Regions from separate parts of the Mus musculus genome. Here region 1 is linked to region 2. Evidence: chromatin loops called from intact Hi-C (ENCODE). Cell type or tissue: heart. All regions are shown on one strand.

Region 1 (2,500 bases), 53 kb after region 2:
ACTTGGGTTCTCATAGACCACATGTGTACAATGTCCAATGAGGCCAGAAAATAGCATCTGACCCCCTGGGACTAGAGTTAGAGATGGTTGTCAGCTACCATATAGGAGGCAGGAACCAAAGCTGAATTCTCTACAAGAACAACAAGTGCTCTTGCAAGAACAACAACCAATGAGCCATCTCTCTAGGCCCTGAGTTCTTGTTTCTGACCACTGTGGCTTCCCAAACAATGCCTACATGGGTTTCTGTTACCAAGCCCATTAACCTGGAACTACTCCAAGCATGACACAAAGGAGACATCTCACACACCAGCGGCTTCGAGATCCATACAACAACCATGTGAATGGAAACCATTTTCTGGAACAGAAATCGCAATACTCATGAGCCTACACAGACACCCACTCAGGACCTGTTGCAAAGGCTGTGGGAGATGTCCGGCAGACTCTCCACAAAAGCCCAGCCTCGGGCTGGTGAGATGGCTCAGTGGGTAAGAGCACCCGACTGCTCTTCCGAAGGTCCGGAGTTCAAATCCCAGCAACCACATGGTGGCTCACAACCATCCGTAACAAGATCTGACGCCCTCTTCTGGAGTGTCTGAAGACAGCTACAGTGTACTTACATATAATAAATAAATAAATCTTTAAAAAAAAAAAAAAAAGCCCAGCCTCAGTGCTGAGTATTCTGATCTCACCACTTCTGAGGAGGGGATGACTGTCTTGGGTAACTGTGAGCCAGAGCCCAGCTTCTTGGTGACAATACCAGGTGCCTCACAAGTAGCCACTGGGAGCTCCGTGCCTGGTGCGGCAGCCCCCTGGCTCCCTTATATGGCAGTCTTCTCATCTCTTCACATTGACAGCTGAGAGCAAAGTACACACAGTCATTCCAACCCTGCAGGGTTTGGCAATCCATTATGAACTAGAGAGAACCGGAGACTTGGGAAAGATGCTCATGGCCTGTGCCTTTTGCCATTGTGCTCAAAAACAGAAGAACTTGGGCCAGTGAGATAGCTTAGCACATAAAGTCATAGAGTCAAGCCTGATGACTTTCCTTAGTTCTATTGGTTCCCAAGTTTCACACGGTGGAAGGAGAAAGCTGACTCCCTCAAGTTGTCCTTTGACCTCAGTGTGTGTTTTGTGCCACCGTGCACATGTGCACAGACACCGATAAATAAATATAATTTTTAAAACTATTGCTTAGTGACAGAACTTGGTTGAGAGCATCATGTCACTGGATTCCTTCCAAGACTCTTTAAGGGAGATTCAGCAGGAATTCCAGAAAACAAAGATGCAGGTCACGTGACAGGTGGGCCAGCCAGGCCAGGCCTCTTACCTTCAGAGAGGATGTGTTTCCGCCTCCAGCTTCCACCTTTTGTCCTGGTCTTTTGCCTGACATCCTTGCATCCTGGTTCCAGGAAGAGAAGGACAGACATCTCTACTTTTTGAAGCTCACTCAAGGAGGACTCTTGGGGTCACCAGGGGACCTATTTTTGTGCAAATAGAAAAAGCCAAGTCTTGGCCAGTGGCTATGCTAAAGGCTGAGAGAGAGGAAGTCCAGAAGCCAGTTCCAGCCTGCTTGGTGGGTGATGGGACTTGCTGCCACAGCAGGAGCACGTGAGGTCATACCCTGAGAGAGCCAGCACTCCAGAGCATCAGGCAGGATGTCCCCAAGGTGGATGCTATCAAGGCACCAGGCATTGCTCTAAGGGCTGTGGTCTTGAACCTGGGCTGAGGGCTGCAAGCACTCTGATGGTTGTCCCAGGAAGTGATGGGATCTGAGGAACACTTCTTACCAAAATCCAGCAGGTGCTTGGCTGTTCTCTGGGATCCCACCGTAGCCCCGAGATCCTGGGTCCTGCCCTCTCCACCCTTTCCCAATCCTCATTTTGCAATCAGTCCGCCTGACCCAGTAACCATCTGCAGCCTGAGGAAAGCCCATCATCTTCACCCTTTTCCATGTGTTTCAAAAAAGGAGCCTAGGGCAGTGGGGGAGGAGTCTAGGCATCACATGAGTTCTGGCCACAGCCTGAGCCCAGCCACCCTGAGTCAGCTTCCAGACCAATCGCCAACCTAGATGGAGAAAGGACACTCACTAGGGAATAAGCTAGGAAGTACTTTGCTGTGCAAGGTTTATAGGTGGAGAGAGGCAGGTAGAAGGAAAGGCTGTAGGTCAGAGTTCAGGGGAATATTTCTAGCTGGCTTCATCTTCTCAGTTCACTGTGCAACATTACCTGCATCATGAAACTCCTCTAAATGGGTTTCCAGATTCCTGTCCTCTGGCCCTAGTCTCCTGAGTGCTGGGACTCTGTGTATGGATCACCACGGTCAGATGATAATTTCCAGTGTCCCAAAAGGTTCGTGTATTGAAGGCTCTGTCCTCAGCCTGTGGCAGGATTGGGAACTAGTACAACCCTGAGTAGAAGTTAGGTCATTGGTAGTGTGCCCTTGAAATATTGACCTATCTCTCTTGCTATGGTAAATAACTATGGTATATCACACTGTCCAT
Region 2 (2,500 bases):
CCCACACACACACACAGTTCCTCATCTGTTTGGTCAAGGCCATTTCCTGTGGAAACCTGCCTATAATGAGATTGAGGGTCCACCACACACATACAATCAAACATCACCCTTGCTGTGCACAAGGGTTTATTACAAAACCCCACTTTGAATATGGTGACATTCAAGTCTGAAAAAGCTTGAATCACTATACCTCTGGTTTCCCAAGCCACCCCAAGGGAATGGCCTCAGCAGATTATCTTTGACACTGGAAGAACAGAAATCCATGTAAGGGGGTGTTTATTTCCACAGAGCAATCAGCTTCAGTGGGCCTGTGGTGACTGGCCTGTTTATAGGCCCTTGAGTTCCTGGGAACCCAGAGTGACATCAGGCTGTATTTCTAGAAGTTGACCAGAGGAGTTACCTTTCCAACCCTGACACTTGCCCAGGCTCTTTCTGGGCCCTGGACTCCTCTTTCATACTCCTGAATCCTGGCCACCTCCTCAATGCTCCTCAAATAATCTGTGTGCTCCCCTGTCATCATGAATGTCTGTCACCCTGTCCTCCTACCTCTCCTGACTGGAGCAAGGGGACACCATTCATCCTGCTGGTGTCCCTCCATTCATCCTCCACACATCTCCACATGCCGCTCTGTCCTTGCTCTGCATGTTCTGTCTTCCTTCCCATGGTGCTACCTTGGTTAAAACATCTTGCTGTGTGAACAGAAGATCAAAGCATGAGCTTCAGAGAACATCTGCCTGGGTTTAAATTTTGCCTCTTCCTTTTCACAGCTTTTTGAAGGAGGAGGAGGAAAGGAAGGAAAGAGGAGGAAGAGAAGAAAGAGGAGGAGGAGAAAGGAGAAAGAAGGGAGAAGGGGGAAGAAGAAGAAAAGGAAGAAGAAGAAGAAGAAGAAGAAGAAGAAGAAGAAGAAGAAGAAGAAGAAGAAGAAGAAGAAGAAGAAGAAGAAGAAGAAGAAGAAGAAGAAGAAGAAGAAGAAGAAGAAGAAGAAGAAGAAAAGATGTTTGAGAAGAGTGCAGGGTGTCACAGAACATTCTGGACATGAGGCCCAGCTGGAAGACTTAGGCCACTAAGGGTGATCTTCAAAGGGTACACTCACTTCTGCTTCAGCCCAGGCTCTCTGCTTCCTGCTTGGTGTCATATGAGAAGCAGTCACCGAAAGCTCCTACCACCATAGACTGACCCAATACCCAATGCAGCCACCAGGCCTGTACCCTGTGAAACTATAAACCAAAATAAACCTGTCCTTTATTAAGATGCCTGTGTCAGGCACTTGGTCACAGTGACAAGACAAGCTATCCAGCCTTTGTGTAAGCCTTCATTGTGGTGAGCAAAGGCCTCTTAGAGCAATGCCCAAAGCACAGCAAATTCTGATTTGAAAAGTGTGGAATCAACTATTTTCTGGTCCACCCTTTCACTGGGCTGAGTTTGTGACTGCAGAAGTTGTGTATTTACCATTTCTTAGCCTGGAACCAGGCACAGTGAATCCTTAATAAACATTCCCTAAGAAAATGAGTGAATGCAGGTAGCACTAGAGGATACCCATACCCGCTGAACCCCTGACTCCAGGGCCCAGTGACTCAGTTTATTTGCTCAGAGATATTTAATAGGTAGGAAGACTTGCTTGAAATCCCCAGTGTTGAGCTGTGCCCCAAACATAGTTGCTCATCTCGCTAGAGTTGGGCAATTCCAGATGGCCTAATAGTGCAGGGACATACTGTTGATTACTGTTGACCTGCCTGAATGGCTCTGAACCCATTGGAAGAGCTCACCATCTCAGACTCAGCCAGAGATTTAGCAGATGTTCTCAGTAGCCAGCCCTTACACCACCACCACCCTAGCTGTGTCCCCTGGACTAGAGCTAGCTACCCCTGCTCTGCAATTGCTACAATCCAGATCCAACACTATTTCAGTGCTCAACTAGGCAACTGTAGGCCACCACACCTGTTTATTCCTGGATGGAGATATTTTCTCTCCACTCTGAACTCCCTTTGCCCTTTATCTCTTCTGGGTATTTGTCATCTTGGAATTTCATTATCTGTGCAGTATATAACAATGCCCCTTCAAATGGAAGATGTGAGGAGAGTCTTGCTTTCATGGACACTCTCATATTTATTACCTCCAAGTTCCCAGAAACCTGTGATCTTAAACTCTGTGACCCTGTTCTCCATATAGCACCTGATTCGTAAGCTTTCAGTCTGTGTGTGCACAGTGGATTAATCAAAGAGACAACCAAGAAATAAATCAATGAAGCTATGTATGTCCTACTGAGATAATACCAAAAAAATGTATTATTTGAGGATTTTTTCTTTGTCTTTTCATTCCCCTTATGCTTTCCTTCTCACCTCTTCTTTATTCTATTCTCAAACTAGAAATAACCAAGCCAACCACCTGTGTCCCAGATAATGAATCTCCAGTCACCCAGGATCTTCAGAGTTTCGTTTCATTAACTGAAGAACATGGACTTGGCTGTACAAACACATGCATATGTTTTCACGCCCTGGGA

What was found. Hi-C counts contacts between places; a loop is a spot of excess contacts. Peaks named below come from ENCODE experiments on the same cell type or tissue, not always from the same donor. Only the 100,000 strongest peaks of a DNase experiment are listed, where the experiment ranks them.
Region 1: it touches region 2 in a loop (1.9-fold over the local background); 2 of 42 quality-filtered maps call a loop at or near these places.

Annotation. Positions count from the first base shown.
Region 1 is chr15:59,698,299-59,700,798 of GRCm38, reverse strand. No RefSeq gene overlaps it. Among named protein-coding and RNA genes, the nearest start is that of Trib1, 51 kb to the right of the region's middle. In heart, no CTCF peak of the experiment used is centred here; a DNase peak (open chromatin) is centred at 1,348.
Region 2 is chr15:59,751,100-59,753,599 of GRCm38, reverse strand. No RefSeq gene overlaps it. Among named protein-coding and RNA genes, the nearest start is that of Gm19510, 43 kb to the left of the region's middle. In heart, no CTCF peak of the experiment used is centred here; no DNase peak of the experiment used is centred here.